Linked DNA regions of Homo sapiens: region 2 is linked to region 1. A link is a loop called in an ENCODE intact Hi-C map of the cell type or tissue named here. Cell type or tissue: CD14-positive monocyte. All regions are shown on one strand. Links, peaks and the distances in the headings refer to the core of each region. The heading gives the core; the rest is flanking DNA. Region 1 holds the start of LOC100507006 (a long non-coding RNA gene). Region 2 has its middle 57 kb from the start of MIR4433A.

Evidence for each region. Hi-C counts contacts between places; a loop is a spot of excess contacts. Peaks named below come from ENCODE experiments on the same cell type or tissue, not always from the same donor. Only the 100,000 strongest peaks of a DNase experiment are listed, where the experiment ranks them.
Region 2: it touches region 1 in a loop (2.2-fold over the local background); 13 of 110 quality-filtered maps call a loop at or near these places.

The regions. Positions count from the first base shown.
Region 1 is chr2:64,222,142-64,234,189 of GRCh38, reverse strand. It overlaps LOC100507006 (a long non-coding RNA gene), which reads right to left and starts at 5,789. Exons shown (of 5, transcript NR_120420.1): 1 at 5,668-5,789; 2 at 4,550-4,693. RefSeq lists enhancers at 5,517-5,566, 5,215-5,923, 6,057-6,106, 5,924-6,633. In CD14-positive monocyte, for the core only: no CTCF peak of the experiment used is centred there; DNase peaks (open chromatin) are centred at 5,069 and 5,749; H3K4me3 peaks cover 1,617 bases; H3K27ac peaks cover 1,519 bases.
Region 2 is chr2:64,278,126-64,290,173 of GRCh38, reverse strand. No RefSeq gene overlaps it. Among named protein-coding and RNA genes, the nearest start is that of MIR4433A, 57 kb to the left of the region's middle. In CD14-positive monocyte, for the core only: no CTCF peak of the experiment used is centred there; DNase peaks (open chromatin) are centred at 6,323 and 7,023; H3K4me3 peaks cover 1,126 bases; H3K27ac peaks cover 1,859 bases.

The DNA.
Region 1 (12,048 bases), core at 1,248-9,247:
TGGCCCACCAACGACGAGGCCAGGAGCTGAGGAGGCAGGAATGCTAAGATAAATGGAATTTGAAGTCTAAATTCAGAGAATTTTCAGTTCTCTCGAATCACAAATGAGAACATTTAAAATGAACTCATCAAACTCTCTCACAGGGTGGCTCAAGAAATAGAAGCCTCCAAGTTCAAGTGAGAAGTTGTATAGGAAGAACTCTAAGATGGCACAAGGAAGGGCATGAGCTCTGGAAGCAGGCAGTCCTGGCTTTGAATCTAGCTCTATTACTCACCAGCCATGACCTGAAGCAACTTAACCTCTTCAAGACTCAGTTTCCTCGCCTCTAAAATGAAAATGATAATGACTGTCTCATAGAGTTGATGTGCAAAGTAAAGATGTGATATAAGCCCCTAACATCATGAGTGGTCCAAAATGGGCACTCAGGTACAAAGCCACAAACAAAATGCTAGTTATGACAATGATTCCACTAGGAACAGCAGAGCATCAGTCAGAGGTCGTGTAAAGTTTCCACTGACTTGATGATCTAAAGTAATGAATAAACACAGGAACAGGTCATTCAAACTGCAGATTACAAGGATAGTTTTTTTCAGTATGAGAAAAATGCTGTTTGGTAGCTCACAAGCAGATTTAACTCTGGAGCAGTGCCCTTGACGCAGAGCAGGCTGGGCTTTCTAAATTGTCTGCTCTCTCTCTCTTTCTTTCTCTCTCTGAGCTTCTGATACATAATATTCAGCAAATACACCACATACTGGAGAGTGGTATATCATATACCCTGTGACTGCATTTTACGACAGACTCCCAAGATTGAGGGCAGATGTACTATGCACTTGAATATGCCCAAAGTTTAAGAGTTAAGTTACTTAATGCTACATCCAGTGGCATCATTTGCAACAGAGCTGGCTACCAAAAATGCATTTGGGGATTCTCACTTTCCAACTAAAAACTACATTAAACCAGCACAGTGCATTGGCATTTTATATGAGACTGTAATAGTTGACAACATCCGTATCTCCATATCAAAGAGAAACCATCCCTTTTTCACAAGGACCTTATTTCAAAGGAGTTATACTTCTGAATGAGAGACAGTCCAACGATCTGGACCTAGAATCTCTGAGACTGTAGATGTTGAATAATATTAGTGTTATAAGAACCTCAGTTATTGTTATTGTTATTATTATTATTATTGAGATGGAGTCTCAATCTGTCGCCCAGGCTGGAGTGCAGTGGTACAATCTCAGCTCACTTCCACCTCCACTTCCCAGGTTCAAGCGATTCTCTTGCCTCAGCCTCCCAAGAAGCTGAGATTACAGGCGCACGCCAAGAAGTCCAGCTAATTTTTGTCACGCCAAGACGTCCAGCTAATTTTTGTATGCTTTTGTAGAGATGGGGTTTTGCCATGTTGGCCAGGCTGGTCTTGAACTCCTGGCCTCAAGCAGTCTGCCCACCTTGGCCTCCCAAAGGGCTGGGATTCCAGGTGTGAGCCACCTTGCCCGGCTTGACCTACGCTTTTCTAAGTCCATTTCTCAGTTCTCAGGTCACATCTGAGGTGTGTGTCAGTAGCATCCGACACAGTGATGACTCCCTTTCCTCTGAATTTGTTTCTTTACTTGGCTTCCAGCACAAACCCTTTCTTCATTTTCCTCCTATTCACTAGGCATTCCTTCTTAGACTGCTTCCCTGGTCCAGCCTTTTCTCTCTGACCTCATAATCTTGGAGGGCCCCAGGGCTCAGCCCTCGGGCACCTTTTCTTCCTTATTCACCCTCTTGGTGATCTCACCTGGTTTCATAGCATTAAATCATTAAATATCACCAGAAGCTGCCAAATGTGCACCTCCAGCTCAGACTTCTCTCCTGAACTCCAGACCTCTTTTTTTTTTTTTTTTTTTTTTTTGAGATGGAGTCCCACACTGTCACCCAGGCTGGAGTGCAGTGGCACAATCTCGGCTCACTGCAACCTCTGCCTCCAATGTTCAAGTGATTCTCCTGCCTCAGCCTCCCAAGTAGCTGGAATTACAGGCACCTGCCACCACGCCCAGCTAATTTTTGTATTTTTAGTAGAGACGGGGTTTCGCCATGTTGGCCAGCTGGTCTCGAACTCCTGGCCTCAAGTGATCTGCCTGCCTCGGCCTCCCAAAGTGCTGGGATTACAAGTGTGAGCCACCACGCCCGTTTGAACTCCAGACCTTTATCCAGATGCCTGCTTCATGTATCAAACTTAACAAGTCCAAACTTGGACTTCTGTTCTTCCCTTTGAAGCCAGCTCCACTCCCAGTCTGCACTCTCTCAGTCGATGGTGACTCTATTCAAAACCTTTAGAGTCCTTCTGGACTCCTCTTACTTTTTTTTCTTTTCTCACATCCGAATCTTATTGGCTTCCTCTTCAAAATATATCCTGCATCCAACCACTTCTCACTACCTCCACTGCTGCCACTGTGTTCCAATCCATTGTCATCTCTCTCTTGGATTATCACATTCCCTTCCTCACGACAGTCTCACTGTCGCCCAGGCTGGAGTGCAGTGGAGCGATATCGGCTCACTACAACCTCAGTGATCTTCTGATAGCCTTGTAGTATAAAGCAATTCTCTCTCTTGACCCATCATAGCTGTCCAGGTACCATTTAAAGAATAACAACAACAAAAGGTGACCATTTAGACAATTTAAGAATTACATCCAAAAAGCAAACACATGGAGAAAAAAGCAAAACAAAATATAGGCTAGTGAGCACAATTAATTCCAATAGCCGGTTACAAATCCTTGCAACTTTCTCATTCCTTTAGGTTCAGAGAAGTCAGAAGACTTCAGGTTGAGGAAAGCCAGGAATATAAAAGCCAAGGTCAGCTTTTAATTTACCTTTAACATGATCAAAACTAAACTTTTGCCCGGGAGTTTTCTCAGTAACAAAGGTGAGCAATTCCACCTTCAAAGGCATTTTTGGGTCTACTCAACAGCTTCAATTGCAGTATACCCTGTTTTCCTCAAAATTAAGTTTCACATTTGTAAATGTTGATCAATAAACTAGTTCTGCTTTCCCAGGTTTCACGCTCAATTCTGAATGTCCTTAGGGGGACTCTGTGAAATTTATAAGGGCTCTGCTTCTTCTGCCTTCCTTTAAAGGATGGTGTTCCACTAAGATTCACCTTTCCATCTTCCACTCTCTTATCTTAATTTACATACTTTCGCTGGGTAATCTTGCCCACTTCTTCCCCTATGCTCATGACTCTCAACCCTCTACCTATCTCTAGCTCAGACCTCTCTCTTGAGCTTCAGATCCATATATCCCTGGATGTCCCATTCTCAAACACATAGTGCACATACAGAGTTCTTTCTCTCTGCCAAATGTACACCTCTTCCTCCCTTTCTTTTTCCTTACTGGTGCCAAGATTCATCTAATCACTCAGGCCAGAAACCTGAGCATGGTGCTATAAGATCACAGAGGAGAATCCAAGGATAGTAGCAATTTGCTGCAGGGTAGGAATGCAGGGAGGCATTCCAAGTGACATAATGTAACTATAGAGATGCCAAAATAAGAAAAAGCATGGTATGTGTGCTGTTAGGATAGAATAGGACAGGCTGAGGTAACAAATAAAACCCCATAATCTCAGTGGCTTTTGCTCATTAAAAAAATATATATATATGTCTTATGCCAATTGGTCAGCTTTCCTGCAACAGAAATTCAGGACCCAGCCTGCTTCCATTTTACAACCCACTGAGTTAGAGTTTTGCACATCCTAGCATATGGACAAAAGAGAATAAGCATGAAGAACTCAGACCCCCTCTTAGTCTTCCTGAACCAGAATGCCATATCCCTCCACTCACTTTTTTGTTGTCAAAAATTTGGTCAGTGTCCCAACCTAGCTGCAAAAAGAAACTGGGAGATGTCTTCTCATCTGCCTAGGAAGGTGAAATGAGGTAGTGAACATGTAGCATTTTCCCTACTATGACATGTTTAGGAAACCGTAAGAAGACTGGCATACCTGGAAACCAATGGGAATTATGGGTTGGATTGGGGGTGTAATATGTGTTGTGGAGAGAGGGTAGGTAGACAGTGCTAGGAGACACAAGAACGTAGGTACCATGGCCAATATAACTAGAAGGACTGGGTGGAGTCAAGAGCCTGAGTGCCATGCTAAGAATAGCATGCCAGTTCAATGGGAGTTTAAAGATGGGAAGTGAGCAAAGACAGGGAGAGGTGGTCAGTGGAGAATCCTAGAGCTCAAACTTCTCAACCTGAGAGCCCCAAGTAAAGGACCAGCTCTTGCTCCAGGACCAGCCTGAGGTTCCAATTGCTTTAAGAATCCATCGAGTGCAGACCAGGATATGAGACTCTGACCTAAAAACAAACTAAAAAGTTCTGTGTTCATTACCTCTGGACATTGTGTGATCCTTCCTCTAATGGCTTGGCTCCCAAAACCTCCCCACTGGCGCTCCCCTCTCAGCTGCATCCCAATTCCCTCCGCTGCACCCCAATTCCCTCCGCTGCACCCCAATTCCCTCCGCTGCACCCCAATTCCCTCCGCTGCATCCCATCTCCCTCCGCAGGCTCACCTCCCTTTTCTCTCCGGGTTCAGCCTTTCTTCTTGATTTTGATGGGTGCGGGTTCTTGGCCCCTTCTCATGGGGCTCTGCCTCCAGTAGTACGTGCTCCAGCTGACTTGCATTCTGTTTTACGCTCAGCCATCTTCAACCAGGCCTATCCAATCAAAATAATAACATTAATAACTAGTATGTACTAAATGGTTACTATATGCCAAGCGCTATTCAAACATGTTTTATAAGGTCATGTGCTGTATAACAATATTTCAGTCAATATACTATTGTGGTCCCATAAGAGTATAATACTGTATTTTTACTGTGTACTTTTTCTATGTTTAGATGTGTTTAGATACATAAATACTTACCAGTGTGCTACAATTGCCTGCAGTATTCAGTACCATAACATGCTGCACGAGTTTGTAGCCTAGCAGGAATAGGCTATACCATATATCCAAGGTGTGTAGAAGGCTACACCATCTGAGTCTGTGTAAGTACACACTATGATGTTCACACAAACTCATGATCGCCCAGTGACACATTTCTCTGATCTTAAGCAATGCATGACTGTATATAATTATTTATTCTCAGGAAAAAAACCATGAGGTAGGTGGTATTGTTATTGCTTTATGCAGATAAAGAAACAGATGCAAAAAAGGCTAACTTGCCACATTCATGGCGCTTATAAGTGGTCAAGCTAGAATCTGAATCCAGGATGTCTGGCTTTTAACTAGACGTAAGTTAAAAGTGCTATCGGTACTACTAAGTAAAGGATGAAGGAGAGGAAAGATAGAGACAACATGCCTTCATGATCTTGAAAGTAAAAAAAGAATGCAAGTAGCAGTTGTAATCACTAAGAAGGGAGAAGAAACAGTCTCCATTGTAGATAATTGCAAAGAAGGAGGCGCCACCAGAGGATAAAAAGCCTCCAATCATTCACACAAGGGACATTTGTTTCTTAAAAGGGAGACAAACTCCTGGAAGAGAATAGATACGCCTGATTTTTTCTCAGTGGAATTTCACTTGCCCTGGCAGGTGGGTGGCAGGGAGATCTGAGGCCCCTCGAATTACAGCTCCTGGGCCCTGCCTCAGAAAAGTCCATTCGTCTCGGTAGAACCCCTCCCACAGACTCACAATGTGGCCGTCTCGAGCTGGCCCGAGGCTGGACGTGCAGTCAGCCGAGCACACAAAATGAGAACTGTTTCCCTGCGTGCAGCTGGCGCGCGCTTTCCGCTAGTCGCAGCTGCTTGGAGCCCTGCGCGCTGGCGGGGCCACGCCCCCGATGAATATTCATGCCCAGCTTGGGCTCGGGAGCCCAGGATTTCAAAGCCCCTGAAGGGATTTGAGGGGCGAAGGAGCTTCCTGATAGGGAGTTAGAAGGAAGGAAGGAGCCGGGCTTTGTACGGGCTTGCTTTTGAAGACTACAAAGAGGAAGGGTCACATGGAAAGTCAAATCCCGGGTTGCTAATCTAGGCTAGGTCAAGTTTGCAATGAGAGCTAGCTCCCTCCCTCCTTGTAATTTATCGAGTCTTTCAATGTCCTTTCACACAGACAACGTGCAATTACTGGTGTTTCGCAGACAGGCTCTCTTTCTAGCACTGGGGAGCATGAAAACAACCGAGAGTAGGCTTTTAGCTGGATTTTAAGTGCTTACTTCATAACTCTTACCCAGTTAAACGTCTGCGATGACAACGCTCCTTCTTCTCACATAGGTTTCTGTGCATGGATTTTAATTTGCACACATTCTTTACCTAATCTATGATTTTTAGATACGTCAGTCTGTCATGGGCTAGAAACTTAAAAAAAAAAAAACAAAACTTTTAAAATGGATATACTCTTAGGTCTAGTTGAGACACTAAGTATTAACCCTATTTATTAGCACTCAAGTTTGGCTATTATTTTTATTAATGGAGAGATTTCCCAGCACAGATCATCTGAAAGAGTAGATAGTTCCCAAATGCATTTCACTGACTTATATATAATACTAGGTGGGCTTTTGAGTAAGTGGATTCACTGTCTTTTGTTGTTGTTGGGGCCATAAAAGTGTTTACTTTAGAATCCACTTAACAGAAATTACTGGAGCTTTATTGAGTGCCTCTATTCCATTAATCCCTCCATTAAGAGAGAGGCTTAATGCTTTTTACCTACAAATTGGAAATGGAAGAAATAACATTGGGAGGAAACCAAAGAATAAACAGGAATATATTGTGAAAGCATTTAGCTTACCTTAAATGAAGGCAAACCCCTCCCCCACCCCACTTCCATAATGGAGAACTGAACAAACATGCAGATATGAGGGTAGAACCACTGCGAGCAGCCCACGGGATCTTATGGGAAATAGGACGAGGATCAGACAAAGGACATAAACAAATATCCCCATAAACTTGGATTCTAGCAATTATAGACAGACACATTTGCCATCAATCCCCAGCAAAGTTCTAGATTGAATAGTTAAGCAAGCAGCTAGTGAGCACTTTAGAAAGGTGACTCCTAAGAACCAGTAAGAGTTCACCAGAACTAGTCAAGCCAAACTGTATTTCCTTTTTATTTATTTTTAAAAAACAAAATGCTTGACTTCATCACAATCCCAAAAACAACGAACATATTGACAAAAGGATGACCTATGTCCCCCAACCTTTTCTTTTTTTTCTATAATGGACTCAGTATTCAGAATTGCTAAATTGAGTATCTGGTTGCTATATTAGTCCATTCTTGCATTGCTGTAAAGAAATACCTGAGACTGGGTAATTTATAAGAAAGGAGGTTTAATTGGCTCATGGTTCCGCAAGCTGTCCATAGTGGCATCTGCTCCTGAGGAGGCCTTGGAAAGTTTACAATCCTAGTGGAAGGCAAAGGGGGAGCAACATCTTACATAACCAGAGCAAGAGGAAGGCGAGAGGGAGGTGCTACACACTTTTAAACACCCAGACCTCATGAGAACTCTATCAGGAGAATAGCACGAAGGAGATGGTGCTAAACCATTCATGAGAAATCCACCTCCATGATCCAACCACCTCCCACGAGGCTCCACGTCCAACATTAGGGATTACAATTCAACATGAGATCTGGGTGGAGACACAGATCCTACACCATATCAGTAGCCAAAAGAGAATAGACTTTAGAGCCAGAAGGAACTGGGTTTGATTCCAGGCTCTGCAACTTACTATTTATGTGAGTAGATTGGACATCTCTGAATCTCAGTTGTCACAACTGCAAAATGAGAATAGAATATTTACTTCATAGATATTAAAGAAAATACATAGGTACTCATAGGTACTCAAGAAAGGGCAATCATTATTAAGATGCAGTTCAAAAGGTACAAATACAAACATAAACTGAGGAAAGAGAAGAGCTGAATCAAATAGTTCATATAGAAAGAATTTTTTAATTTATCAAAAGCTCAATATGAAATAACAAAGTAACATGTTTCAGGTGCAGACTGAAGCTTATTAATATTAGTACATGGAAGCCAATAGTAAAGAGTCCCAATTAATTTTACTTGGTCAGATCCTATCTGAAATTCTCTGCCCCCTTTTGGGTAGCACACCTGAAAGGGAGCAAGGAAAAATTAAATAACATCCAGGATGATGTAAGACCCAGGAACCACAATATCTGAGAAATAATTGAAAGAAATGGTGGTTTTTATCTAGAAGAGGTTACAAAATGGCTGTCTTCTGATAATTGAAGAGCTGTGATGTAGAATAGGTATAAAATGGGTTTGTATGGCTCTAAACGGTAGAATTAGGAGACATGATTAGACGTTGCTGTGAGATAGATTTTAGACTTGAACATGTAGAAGAGCTGTTCAACGTAGCAATGAGCATTCCTGAAAAATAGTAAGCTCACAATTACTGAAAGAATTCCTACAATGAGTAGAATTCAGCTGTCAAGAAAAGTGTAGAAGAGATTATGGCATTGGAAAAGAGTGGCCTAGTCTTAGAGTTAGTCATACACCATATACATGCCACCACCCCCAGCAATGGGAGTCTATGACTAATCAATGACAGCTGTCTTCCCTGCTGAGCTAAACTCAGCCTAGCAATCCTTTTCAATACAATGCTCCAAGCCATCCCCACCAATTTATCAGAGTTGACAACCTATCCAACCCAGATGATCCCTTAGTGTCTCTAAGATCCTATAACTTAAAATTTTGCCCCCTATAGCAGGTCTACAAAATACATCTGTAAATTAACTAGAAGGAAAGTCATCGTTAAGCACAAAATATTTCCAGGTATCTGTGTATGTTTGTGTGTTTATGTCTGTATATGTACATATATGTGTGACAGTATATACATGGCTACTCCAAAACAGGAATCTTATGGCGGAAATAACATATTGGCCACAGGAGCCCTTAAATAGTGAATCTCATTTGTGACATGCCAATAATTAATGACGTTGCTTTCTCCTCCACAAAAATTCAAACCTTTTGCTACCCTATTCCACCCCTTATAAAATTTCAAACTTATTTTGTAAGTTTTAACTTTTGGGGCATCACAGGCAGGTTGGTAGAAAAGGAGAGAATGTGAGGAATTGGCAGAGATAGTGCCAGAGTACTTATAAACTCTCAAGAAAAGGGAGGATTTTTATTAGTAAGCAGAGTGGCCAAAGAGAAGCCAATAAGAGACTAAATTACAATGTTCAAAGGTATTAGCAAACTTAGATTTCAAACTAATGGGTGGGCAGCAGGAGGTACTCCTGGAAGGAGTCCTGGTTGAAGACAGGTGGATGGCAGCTCATATTTTGGCTCCCTAGCTAACAATTAAGAAGAACAAAAATTCCAATTTAACTCCCAAAGAGAGGGAAGAAGGTGCAAAGACAATTCAGTGAAGAAAAGATAGTCTTTTTGATAAATAGTGCAGGAATAATTGGATATCAGTATGCAAAAACAAAATTGAATCCTTACTTCTCACCATTTAGAAAATTAACATGAATCACAGACCTAGATACAAAACTTATTAACTATAAAACTTGACATTTTCTTTAAAAAATTAAGGTATTTAATTTCAAAAGTGAGTCCATTTAAAGACAAATATAAGTAAATAACAGTATGTACAAGTGGTATACAGATATGCAAAAATGATGAAGTTGGCACTCCCCAACTGCCCTTTAACACACTGCCTCCGAGGGCTGAGAGGTATCATAGCCCCAGCCAGGCAGGATGGTGTTTAATAAAGAATTCAGTTTCAGGAGGAATGTCTGTCAAACCAGGAAACTCTGCCAGAACCTCATCATATGGGCATGGGAGACTGTTGGATGAGGATGTGGAGAAGCTGCCATTTGCAGCCCAGCGTTTCCCTAGACTCCCAGGATCTCAAGTTTAGGAGACAGGAACATGAATTCTAGTTGTCACTAGCCATCACTTGTGCAGCTACTTTTCGGCAGCCCGGCCTGAACATAGTGGGCTCAACTGGCCAGACAAAAACCTGAAAAGTAAATGTATCAGCACCTGCAACTAATTGAGCTGAGTAAGGCAGGAGGAAAGTATGTGCTTCTCATCTCATGTCTTAAATTCTTGGACCTTAAATTATTATGTCAGTTACAACAGCTTCCTTTATTCAGATCAAACTCCACTCTCCAATATGTCAAGAATTCTTTCTTTTTTTTTTTTTTTTTTTTGAGACCGAGTCTCACTCTGTCACCCAGGCTGGGAGTGCAGTGGTGTGATCTCAACTCACTACTACCTCTGCCTCCCTGGTTCAAGCAGTTCTCCTGCCTCAGCCTCCCGAGTAGCTGGGATTACAGGTGCTCGCCACCATGCCCAACTAATTTTTGTATTTTTTGTAGAGACAGGGTTTCACCATGTTGGCCAGGCTGGTCTCGGACTCCCAACCTCAAGTGATCCACCTGCCTTGGCCTCCAAAGTGCTAGGATTACAGGTGTGAGTCACCGCACCCGGCCCAATGTCAAGAATTCTAAAAGAAGGTATGTAACAAATTTTTTAAGAGATCTCCTGACAATTGATTTTCTAAGAAAGTTACAAAATATTCCTTCCTTCTTTACCCATAAAAGTCTTAGACATATAAAGGCAACATAAAGCTTAAAAGCATTATCTATGGTGTCAGGTTGTCTGGGCTCAAGTTCTAGCTCTGCCTCCTAATAGCTGTGTAAGCTTGGCCTGGGTTCCTAAGCTCTCTGAACCTTAGTTTCCTCTTCTGTAAAGTGAGGATTCCACCGCGCAACACACACACACAAAGGAAGTGTTTATTTCAAGGTGCATTTAGCACATAGCGAACCAGAGTTACAGAGCAGGAGGGGAGTTGAAAATCTTCTAGAATTTCTCTCTCCTCTGTTGTACTAGTAGAGCAAGGCCCAGAGACATTGGTAACTTACCCAACATCTCATAGCTAAATTAGGGGCAGGCCTGTTTTTCAGAAATTGAAGTACTATCATTTTTCATTTCAGTTTCCTTTCCTCTCTTGGTGTTTGGTACAATTTCCTCGGTACCTCCTCTTCTTGTGCCAGACTGACAACAACTTGCACCATATTTTACTCTAGGATTTTCCACGGCTTTTCTGTGACCCCACATCCTTTAGCACTCCTACATTGTGAAAGCTGAACACCATCTGTCATTGATCAGCACACAATGGTCCCTCAAGAGCTTGGTAAATGTCTTTTCTGTAAAGCATCCTTCTCCTTTATGCATAATGCAATGTTATAATTTAACTTTCAAGATCCACTCAGGGTAGAAGGGATGATAAGACAGGTCCATACATAAACATTCTCCCCACTGGACAGTATGACTATAAGTATACCACAATGTGCTCTTCTTGAGCTAACAACACATTACCTAATGATCTTCCACTTCCAGGCTTTTAAGAGCTCTTCTCCCAGAAAGAAAAGATAATGCATTGGTTTCTACATCGTTTCTTTAAATTATGGGCAGAAGCTACTATTCTAAAAAGATTAGCTAGTTAACACAAGCTAATTCAGGTGGGAAATCTCCATTGCTTTCCTGATGATTTTCCCGAAGTCTATAAGGTAGAGTCATAAACTACAGCAGGTTTTACTAATAACAGCTAACCAGAAGGACAAGCTATTTGGAAATTAGGTCACATCTTAGGGCTTTCTGCCAAACTCACACACAGGAATAGTAACATCTTTGCCAGAATATCTCTGAACACAAAGAACAATGATAGATAATGTTGTTCTGCTGGGAATGCTGAACGGCTGGATTCCTTGTGTGTAGGGTGTCTTGGAGTAAGTTTCCTGACCAAAAGAAAAAGGTTGAGGGGAATGCTTTCAGTATCTGCATTTCCAAAATAGACTTTTCTATACCACTTTTACTATATTTTACATTTCCTGCACCTAAAATGCCTGGTATGGAGTAGGGGATTCAAATGTACAGAACAGAGGAATGAATGATTGATTTTCTTTCCCTTCTTCTATTATCCCATTCACGTACTGCCTCAGAGATACACATAAAAATGAACAAGCTTTATCAGTGAAGAGCTCAGACTCTCCTTTTTGGTTCTATTGCTGGTGTTTGTGGGACATTTGTTCAGGGCTCTGTGTCAT
Region 2 (12,048 bases), core at 2,201-10,200, 55 kb before region 1:
ATATCAGTTTTGTCTCTCATGGCATTCCATGCCCAGCACAGTGCCTGGCACTTTGAAGGCCCTCAGTAAATATTTGCCGAAGTTTTATGGACTTGACCTGGAGGATGGGAGGCTAAGCAGGCAGCCAGTATTGAGGGATGGGGGAGAGGCTGAAGCTGAGAGACAAAGTGTGCAGAGCTGAAAGTCAAGTCAGGATATGGGAGAATGGGGACAGAGCCAGAAGCCAGAGAAGGGGGCCCAATGTTTAGTACAAAATGGAGGAGTGCCAAGGCAGCTCTGGGGAGCCAAAAATGCAGGGCAAATGGAGACTGCAAGGCAGGGCAAGGAAGTGGGAGGGGTCCATACCAATGCAGGACCCCAGAGCTGCTGCCCAAAGCAGGTTTCTACAGGCCTGGGTAAGCAGACCACACTTAACCAGCTAAGATGAAAGAGTGGGTAGAATGTGATTAAGAGAACTTCCAGAGCAGTGATTCTCAATCCTGGCTGGACATTTGAATCATTGGGAGCATTTTTTAAAAATACAAAGGCCCATGTCCAGAAATTCTGCCTTCTGTTTTTATCCTAAAGGCAAGAAGCAATTGAAGGTTTTAAGATGTGTGTGCATGTGTATGCGTGTGTGTGTGTGTGTGTGTGTGTGTGTGTATGTGTGTATGATGACGATGATAATAATGTTTGTGTGGATAACACATGGGGGAGACCAGTTAGAAGGGTGTTATGCACGGGACTCAAGAATAAGTGTTTTACAAAAGCATCCTATGCATTTAAAATATGCACTAGGGTTGGGAACCACTGTTCTAAAGCAATAGTCTTTAATCTTGGCTGCGTATTGCATTTGCCTGTGGAGTTGTAAAAAAATATTGATGCCTGACCCTCACTCCCAGAAATTCTGATTTAATTGGTCGAGTATGGCCTGTGCATAGGGATTTTTCAGAGCACCTCCAGATTTTTCTAATGTGCAGGCAGGGTTGAGAACCACTGCTAACGCTATTCAGGCTACTCAAAGTAGCAAGTCTGCGGACCAGCAGGATAGACAACATCTGGGAACTTCGACATGCAAATTCATGAGCAACTGAAACAGAAACTCTTGGTGGTGGGGCTATCCAGGAGATTTTGGCACCTGCTACAGTTTTAGAACCATAATTCCAGAAAGACAAAGTAATAATTTCCAATTGGGAACCCAGATTCCCACTAGGGAATCTGGTCTGCTGAATATTTTAGAGGCTTTGGAGTTAACTCGCTTCCCTAACCTAGTGTGTAACTTTGGCTTCCAATCAAACAGACTGAGGATGAATAACAATAGTTTCTCCTCTGTGAGACCCACCTTCCTCCATCTTGGGGCACATCCGGTTGGAGCAGAGGCTTGACATTTTTCTCACGGTCTTTCTGATCTCTCACTCTGGCAGGATCTCTGCCAGAGGCTACATTACCTCCTACCCGAGGCCTGACTTCCAGATGTTTTTCATATGAAACAGAGAAGAGGGGGCAGAGAGAGCAGGGAATTGGGGAATGGAGCAACACAAGAACTAAGGAAGCAAACACTGCCTGCTCACAGGAAGCGGGTCTTCTCCTGGCAGATCAAATGCGCAGAGCACGACCTGGGGAAGTGGGGGAGGCCACTGCGGTTGACTTAAGGAAGAATTCTCCCCATGGGTGCGTTTCTCTGGCTCCCTCTCCTACGTAATAATGTGCAGCCACAGTCATGATTTGCCCTCAATGCATCCAACATTTTTCTCCCAGCTTGTGACTTAGCCAGGCATTAGACAGATGGCCAACCTGTCATAAGGGTGAAGGTTTTGGCAATAAAATGAGGGTCTAACATCTCACACTAATGAGATCAAGGCTGGGCTTGACCTCTGTCCTGCTTTGTTGGATTTTCAGGTGTTGTTCAGGAGCATCTGTGAGTGTGCTTCATGCTAGAGGGCAAAGGCTCCACTTGAGTGTCTCATATGGGACAGAAAGAAGTTTTGTGTCTTTGTCATTGCCTTCCCTTAGCAGGAAGGAGAAGTCCTTCAGGGAGGCAGAATAAAGACTGATACTTTGTTAGCATAATAATGGGGTCTCATATGTTTCTTTGAGGGGATAATTGAGATATTATTTTGAAGTTTGTTCTTGCTATATTTTTTCCCTTCTCCATTCCAAGAAGGTAGCTAGGCCCTTTGAGATACCTTCTGCCAGAAAAATTACCCAAAGCTTGGAAATGGGCAAAAGAAAATAAGTACTAGGTGTTATTTTAGGACAGTGCTAGGGATGACTTCCTACTTGCTAAGGCTATTTTACAACTCTATAGAGGTGAGGTTAACTTACAGATTTTTATTCAGTAGAGATGCAAATAATTTCTGTTCAGTGCAACAGAGAAACCCAAAAGCTGTAGTTTATGGCCCTGTTGGACAATAACCAGTTTTGTATTTACCCAACAATTTACTAAGTTGCATTATATACTACATTCTCAAATATTCTTTGAACCAGTTTTAACATCTTACTGTCTCCCTCATTCATGGGAGTTAAATACGATCTTTGACATGTGTTCATTTTATATTTACATGAGAGTCATACTCTTTAGCCTTCAAGCATGGTTTATGTTATAGACAACCTCTCTGTCTGGCTTTTGTTTTTCAAAAGGCTGAGCTTCTTGACAGGTTTATGCGACATGAGGAGGAAAAGAAAGCAGAAGCAGCAAGAGAAAATGAGGGAGGTTTCCCAAGACTGGGAAGGTGATGGGCCCACAGGTCCTAAAGGTCAGGTTGACTCCTGATCTGCTCTCATGCAGAGTCCTGAGAAAGTAGCAGGGTTTCCAGAGGGGAATGGCTGAATGGGGTCCCTTGGAGTCTGGGAACGCGACAGGAGGCTGCATCCCAAGCATAGCGCTCCCAGCCTCCACAAAGATCCAAGTACACAGCAGCCACTCTAATTAAAGTCACTGGATTGAAGGGGCCATGGGAGGTTGGATAATGGGCTTTTGAAGAGAGACCAGAGGGAGTTAAAGACCTGTGGGTCTTTGTTCTGCACAAGATACATGGGACCCTCACATCACCCTGGAGGTAATAAGACTCCCCCAATAATGACTCAAATTTCCCACTAACCCAGGGGGTTGGGGACTTACAATCAATGTAAATGAAGCAAACTGATACATCATTTCTCACATATCCAAGATAGTGGAATAAGATTCCTGCCTGTCCCAGAGGCCATTATCCTAAGCAAATGAACGCAGAAATAGAAAACTAAATACTGAATGTTCTCGCTTATAAGAAGGAGCTAGATATTGGGTACTCATGGACATAAAGATGGCAACAACAGACACTGGAAACTACTAAAGTGGGAAATGGGGGGGACAAGGGACAAAAATCTAACTAATGGGTACTATGCTCAGTACCTGGGTGACAAGATTAATGGTACCCCAAACTTCAGTGTCATGCAATAAACCCAGGTAACAAACCTGCATATTTACCCTGTGAATCTAAAATAAAAGTTGAAATTATTTAAAAATTGCCTGCCACATTAGCAAGAGAAAGGTTTCCTCATCTCATGGATGTTCCATTTGGAAATGTCTGAAACACCTGAGTACTTTTGATGAAGAAGAGCACAGAGCAGCTCAGCTCCAAGGGAAGTGCCCTTAGTCTCCAGGGAGACCCACTCACAATGCTGGAAAAATAACTGTCACCTCCCTGGGGAGCAACAACTTATATGCTGAAAGGTGGGATCAGTCAAATATGGGGTCAAAGTAATCACACACTAGGATTATTTGAAATGATGCTCAGTAGGCTCCCCTGACTAGAAATATCAATCTCAGCACCTAACTTTCCTCCAACACAGCTTCATTCTTTCAAGTCTTCAGATATTCAGATTTTAGTACATACATTCCTGGGAAACCATAAACCCTAAGTTAGTGTTTCTCAGGTGTGTTCAATAAGTACACCTGCATCAGAATTACCTGGGGAACTTGGTAAAAAGTATATTCTTGCTTGAACCCGGGAGGCAGAGGTTGCAGTCAGCCAAGATCGTGCCACTGCACTCCAGCCTGGGCGACAGAGTAAAACTCCATTTTTTTTTTTTTAAAAAGTATATTCCTGGACCTTTCCCCAGACCTATTGAATCAGATCCTCCGGGAATGAGAAGGAGGGCAGGGTATCTGTATTTTTGACAAGTGTTCCAGGCAATTCTGATATCTTCTAAAGTCTGAGAACACCTGGGGTGGGGTTAAGGGTAGGGCAACAATTTGACAATAAACATGTGGGGCAGGGGTTTCTATCCTGGGGTGGCCTCCTGTCGATATGTGACTCCCGCACAGAACGAAGGGTTTGTATGTATGCTTTTGTATGTATTTTTTAGGGAAGAGAGGTCTTAACTCCCATCGGGTCCTCTAAAGCCTTGCTATTCAGAGCGTGGTCAGAGCAACAGCAGCATCAGCAGCATCTATTAGAAATGGAGCTTGTTAGAAATGCTGACTCTCAGGCACTGCCCCAGACCTCCTGACTCTGAGTTTGCATTTTAACACAATCCCCCATGATTCTCTTGCACATTACAGTTTGAACAGCACTGATCCAAGGGAGGGGTAAGGTGATAGGAGGGAAGAAAGGAGGTCTCAGAGGTGAAAAAAAGTATAGATAATGAAAGGTCCAAATCTACCAATTCCCCATTCAACTAAGGACACTAAATAATTGTGTGTGCATCCACAGGAGGATGAATGAGACACCCTTTCGAATGAGACACCCTTTCCAGGGCTTTTGCAGTTCCAGGAACCTAAGGCTGCTCCTGTCTGTGGCTCTATGGCTCAGCCAGCCCCGACCCCTCACAGGGCAGCCAGGGCTGTCCCCTGCTCCCTTGCCTGAGGCTATCTACTACGGGGGTGAAGTCAGTGCGAAGCCAGAGGGTTGAAGACGCCCCTTGGCTCCCAGGTCTCCCTGGCTCTCCTTCCCAAGCAGCCAGCAACTGTGCCCATCTGCTCCTGTACAAGGGCCACCAAGGGGAGGGGGATTCCTCCAGATGGCAGCAGGGGCAGTCACTCGGAGCTGCAGGCCTGAAAGGTAGTACAAAAAATGAGTTAAACTGCACCCCCATCCCTTTGGTTGCAGATGATGTAGTAGAGAGAAACAGAGGAAGCAGGGGTGGCACCTGCCAACCCTTCCTCCAGGCTCCCACTGAGTTTGCTCGGCTCTGAAGTTGGTCCTGGCTGCCCTCCCGCTGTTCAGCACTCACCCACATGGTCCTTCCTCTCCAACAATGCTGTCAGAAGACTTGCCACTCTGCTCCCAATATGTGCCTGGCCAGGGGCCAGGGACTGGCTGCCGACCCACTGACTACCACTGAGCCAGACCCATGGCTTCCCCTCCTAGAGCTGCAGCTGGCATTTCCTCTCTGCCCCCTGGTCCCTTTGGGCTGCAAAGGAGCCCTCTGGCTCATCTTAATCTAGGCATGGCTGGGGGCTGCTCTTGGGGTAGGCTTTAAAGCCTTCTTTGCTCCATTTTGCAAGTCAACACCCCGCACACCTGCTCTCTCCCTTCCTCTTCTCTCTGTGTTCATCTCTGATTCCTTCTGTTGTTATTTCTCCCCATCCCACCCCTTCAATCCATTGTTCCCATCTACACATAGATATATGTCAGGATCATGCCTCTCTGAGATATCCTCCTTTAACCTCATATACCCTCCTAGCTACTGCCCTAGTTTCTCTCTCCTAACAGTAAAACTTCTTGGAACAATCATCTTCACATATTCTCTCTTATTCCTGCCTTCCATTAATTCCCTTACTCGCTGCAACTTGACTTCTATCTGCACTGCTCCACACAAACTGCTGGAACCAAGGACCTGTGTCCCCGTATTGTAAATCCAGTAGACACTCCAGTCTTTACACGCTTGACTCCTCAACGGAATCAGACACAGCGACACGTGCTCTGTCCTGAAACGCTCCCATCTCCCTCTCCCATGGCATCCCGGACACCCTGTTTCCTTTCTAGCTCCTTCTTAGCTGCTTGCGGCAGTGTCTCTTTTTCTATCTGATCCATAAATGTTGCAATTTATCTGCACTCAGCTCTTCTTCCTGCCTTCTCTTCCTCAGATTTAGGGCCTAAATGATTTCATTACAGAAAAATGAAGTCATTTTTTTCTAACACATTTCAGTGTGGACTGGGATTCATCGCTAAAGGACAGGCAAACATAAATCTTTCATCTCAAACCATGATAAGTGCTTGGAAGGAAAAATTTAAACAGAAAGACTGGGGGAGAGCCTAACTCGGCCTAATTCACACTGGGGTAGGAGTAGGGCGGCCTCCCGAAGGAAGCAACATTGGAGCTGAGACCTGACGGAGGAGGGGAAGTTGCACAGGTGCAGGGTCAGAGGAGAAGCAAAAGCGAAAGCAAATGAAACAAAACAATAAGTGGTAAAGGCTCACACAGATGACACACATATCCCTACCTTCAACCCAGACCTCTTCTCTATGCTGTTGATTACTTATCTACCAACCCTTCCTACCTTCCGAACATTTCCATTCCGGCATCACTCAGGCATCTCAAAAAGTCTGGATTTCCTCACAGGCACTTGTTTTCTCCCCAGACTTCCTCTGCTGTGTAAATGGCTTCATTTTCCCACCAGTTGTTCAAATAGAAACCTGAGAGTTCTTACCAACTCTTCCTTTCCCTCACTCCGCACATCCAACCCAATGGCAAAACCTGTTCCTTCTACCACTAAAATATATCAAGAACCCATCCACTTGCTCCACTGCCCCCAGCCTGGTTTCAGCCACCATCTGCTCTCAACTGGAAGACTGCAATAGCCCTTCAACTGCACTCCTAACCTTTGCTCAGGACACCCCCCAACCCCATGCAAGAATTAATGTGAACTTTAAAGAACAGGAACTGCTTAAAAATTCTGAAACAGCTTCCCATGTCACTTAAATACAAATCCCCTGGCCCGCACTACAGAGTCCTGTGTGATCTGGCCCCTGCCTGTCCTTCCAACCTCACCTGGGCTGCCTTCCCCTTGCTCACTGGATTAAACTCTTATGGCCATCTTTCAGTTCCTCAAAGCCTTCCCTCTCTTGCAGGCTACTTGTCACAATTTAGGTGACTAAGGCCTATATTTTTCTCTAAAGCATTGAGTTCCCATTCTATGGAGTGGTAGAAACGTATCTCAGCCAACTTGGAGTTTCTTTCCTTCTCTGGCGTTCCTCGACAGTTAAGTTGTGCCAGGTCATTAGGCTGGTGAAGGCCTGTCAGTCTTCCGTCACCTGTCCACAAGGGTGTCCAATGAGACATCTTTTATTCTCATAATTGTAGGTCATTGAGGCACATAGATCACCACTCAGATGAGTTCCTGGTGTCTGTGCCCCTTCACAAATGGTGGGCAATCTCCTTGCGGCTTTCATGTCTCACTTGGGAGCCAGGACTCTGCCTGGCTGTGTAAGAACAGTTTGTTCAGACCCACTGCACAGCTATTTCCCAACCCCACTCCCCACTGGACCTCAGGACAGATGACATCTCTGGTCTCCTCCTGTCCCCTCTACCTCTCCTTCCACAGGCCTGGGGGATATTTTCTAGTCCAGGGGAGACCCTGCTCTCCTCAATCCCCACATCCCCCAAATATTTTGGCTATGACTGGAGTCCTATACAGTTCCCAGGGGGCTTTTAGCCTTTTAGGGACCAGAGCTAGGAAGATTCATTTCTTTCTGTTACATCAACCTTAAAGCAATGGGCACCGAGTGCCAAGCAGCTTGGCCTGAGGGATGGGCAAAGGGGAGAAATAACAGGAAACTAGGACATCAGTAAACATTCAGAAATACTGTATTATCCCACCCCATTTGTTCAATGCCCACCTCTCCCACTCTATTAGTTAGAGTTCTCCAGAGAATTTTATGTATATGTAAAGCCAGATTAAGTCCTTTAGGGGCCCTAAAGCCCCACATAATTTAAAATAAAATAATTACTCAATCATAACTTTAAGAAACTCTTGTAAGTTAGTTTTCTCCAATGATGACTATTTCGATGCTTTGTTTGAGATATCAAACTCTTTCTAAAATTTATTTCTTGCAGGGGAGAGGGAGAGGTTGGCATTTGCTTTGCTGGTGGCTGAATCCCAGGCTTATTCTGCGTTGTGTGTGATCTCATAGTGCCTTCCCTCCGTGGTGGCAGGGGGTCATGGGAAAGCTGGGTAGCAGCTTAGCCCACCTGCTTATGGTAGCCACAGCCTTGACATTCCTAGGAGGCCAGCCTATTATCCACTAATTTAAAAATTAGTTCAACTCATTTCCTTGGAGGAGAAGTAATAAAGCTACTAATCATCTGATCAGAACTTCTATTTCCTTAAGAACTCACGGAATACTTATGACTGATTCATTCCTACATATTTTCTTGTGTTCTTGACATAAGAATATAAGACCAGTCTTATCTGTACATTTCACTTATCCGGCAAGCAGGGTAGGGGAGACTGGGCAAAACCTGAAACCAGAATTGCCTGATCCTTGTCACCTGGTTACATAATGTTCTTGTAACCCAAATAAACTTAATATTGCCCCTTAGAACTTAAAGCATTCAAGGCAAAGTGGACCTTGAAAAGAGTCGATTGTGATTGTAAATAAATCCCAGTAACTACTGCCTTTTCTCTTATTAGCTACTTCTTCAATCCCCATTTTTGCTTCTAGGGCTTGTTAGATTAAAGTATAGTGGTCCCTCAGTATCCATAGGCAGTTGGTTCCAGGATCCCCCCTTGGATACCAAAGTCCCAAGACGCTGAAGTCTCTTATATATAATGGTGCGGTATTTGCATGTAACCTACACACATCCTCCTGTATATTTTAAATCATCTCTAGATTACTTATAACACCTAATACAATGCCTACACAACACTTCATTCATGTGGGTTCAATGTAGTACTCAGTGCATGGCAAATTTAAGTTTTGCTTTTTGGAACTTTGTGGAATTTCCTTTTTTTCCAAATATTTTCTATCCTTGGTGGATTGAATCTATTGATGAGGAACCCATGGATACAGAGGGTCCCAGATGCTACTTGATCTACTCCTTAATCTCTTAACTATGTTGACTGCTATACAAATAATATTCCACTTTGTATAGAAGAGATGTGAGGATGTGAGCTGCACTTGTGCAGCTGTGGTTCCAAAGTTGCAATTAGAAGAAGTTGCCCACCACTTGTGAAGGGGCACAGGCTGTGCAACTGGCCATCTGGGCTGTTTGGGAGCATGGCAAGGACATGGCAACTGCCTGGCTGGCCTCCTAGGAATGTCAAGGCTGTGGCTACCATAAGCAGGTGGGCTAAGCTGCTACCCAGCTTTCCCATGACCCCCTGCCACCACGGAGGGAAGGCACTATGAGATCACACACAACGCAGAATAAGCCTGGGATTCAGCCACCAGCAAAGCAAATGCCAACCTCTCCCTCTCCCCTGCAAGAAATAAATTTTAGAAAGAGTTTGATATCTCAAACAAAGCTTCGAAACAGTCATCATTGGAGAAAACTAACTTACAAGAGTTTCTCAAACTTAAGATTGAGTAATTATTTTATTTTAAATTATGTGGGGCTTTAGGGCCCCTAACGGTCTTAATCTGGCTTTACATAAAGGAAACGCAAGGATAAGATAAAAGGAGGAGTCAACAAGTTAATTCACCAATAAATGTTTAGTGAGTCCCACAGTAGGTGTAATGATGATACAAAAAGCATGTGAACTCTTCCCAAAGCACTTTACTAGTTAGGCCTGTAGGTTATTTGGATGGTGGGGTTGAGGGAGAGTGAAGCTTTTGTAAACCTATACAATGCATGAGAAATAATCTTGAGAAATGGATCGTAAGAACAAAATCAGGCATGAAAGAAAGCTGTTGATGAGAACATAAAAAACCTAGACCAAGGCAAAGAGGGCCTCACTGTGGGTAGAGACACCAACAAGATAACTCCACGTATGTGCCAGACTTAAGTGCAATTGTGGACATACAACAGTAAAACCAACAAACAAACAAACAACACCCCCCACCAATCTCACCCTTATGGAGTTTAATTACTGGTTGTGATGGTAAATTTTATGTGTCAACCTGGCCAGGCCATGGTGCCCAGATATCTGATCAAAAATTAGTTTAGATATTGCTGTGAAGGTATTTTTTTTAGATGTGATAAACATTTAAATAAGTAGACTTTGAGTAAAGCAGATGACCCTTCATAATCGTCTTGGATGGTGGCCTCATTCAAATTGTTGAAGGCAGTAAGAGAAAAGACTGAGATCCTCTGAGAAGGAAAGAATCTGCCTCCTGACTCTGCCTTTGGAATCAAGGCTGCAACATCAAGATTTCCCTGGGTCTCCAGCCTGCCCTACAGATTTTGAACTTGCTAGTCTGCACAATCGTGTGAGCCAATTCTTCAAAATAATCTCTCTCTATATATATATATATAATATATATAATCATATATGTATAATTATATATCCCCACATCCCCCAAATATTTTGGCTATGACCGGAGTCCTCTACAGTTCCCAGAGGGCTTTTAGCCATATATATATAATGTTGTATATTATATATATTATAATATATAATATATATTATAATTATACATATGTAATTATATATATTTTATATATATACACATATATAAAAAAGGCTAAAAGCCCTCTGGGAAGGATAAGACTTTTTTTTTTAATTTTGCATTTGTGAATGTTCCAGGAATTGGAAAGAATTGAACCAGGCAGATTTTAAACATTCACGAGATGATTATATCAATGTGAGTTTGCCTTTGACCATTTAGGGCAGTGGATATACATCAAGTTGTTTTCTTCCCCTACACTGTTCCTTTCTGGAATTTGGGACATGAAATCTAGATTCTATGCAATAATATAGAGCTGAGTTGAGATAAAAAGTTCAGTCAGGACTGAATCCTTAGATCCAGGCAGATAGTGAACAATTTTTAAAGTGGACACAGATAGTGTCTGGTTTTTAAGGTAAATGACCTGTACAATTTGAAGCACACTTTAATTCTCAGTTGTACATTCCAAGTTTCAAAAACAACAATAAAAAACTGAAAAAAGAACTGCAAATCTATTGGCTAAGATAATTTTTTGAAAATAACATACAAAGTAACAAAGAACTGCAAATCTATTGGCTAGGATAATTTTTTTGAAAATAATATACAAAGTAACATGACAAAAACCATATAGTTTCTATAAGAGGCAATTTTATTTACTTGTGTTCAAGTGATGAGGCAAGTAGCTGATAAATTAATTAGATGTTTCAAATAAAGTGGAGATTTTAATTTGTTTCCCTAACTTTGTAGCAGGCAAATTAAATCCTATTTGATGTCTTTATATTCACTAATGAAGAGTGTGTGGTAATGCATCACATATATTCTGGCTGTGCTGTTAATAATGGACATGAGTAACTCCTTAAAATCATTCTTTTTGGAGGCTCTACTGTTGAAAAGAATGAATAATTTTTCTATCTCAAAGCACTCAACAAGAGTTAATGAGGAAAGTAAGAGTGCCATAGGGCTATGTTTGTAATAAAAAGTATCAGCTTCGTGGCGACACCTGCAAAGGTCCCCATATTCTGTAGGAAGTAAAAGAATAGAACCGGGTAATAGTTCACTATTTGACCATATTTGAGCATCTTTTATTTGGAACACAAATGGCTTTCTCTGCTTTCCTGGATCAACATATGAAAAATTTGAGCAAAATATTTTTTTCTTGCCAGTACGTTGAATTTCCAAAAACATCAGTTAAATTCCTAATTGTTGGAATATTACTGTCCCCAATTAAAATGTTTTCAGTTTTCATCCACTTAGGGAAGCAATGAGTAATGAAAACCAATCTCAAAGACAAAGGGAAAAACAATAAGAAAGTCCCATTCCAAATGGAGTCAAGCATCTGGAATTGGGTTAGATTCATTTTTGGTGGGAGACTCTCCCAGACACCTGTCTTTCCATTTCTTTTTGTACTGTGTAACTCCACTGGAGGCTGAGAAGTGCCGGAAAGTGAGGATTCTTCCCACAGGCTAAATATTGGAAGAATCTGTAACACCAAGTGTGGAAAAAGAAAACTCCTCAGTATTCATGCTGTGAAAACTGCAAG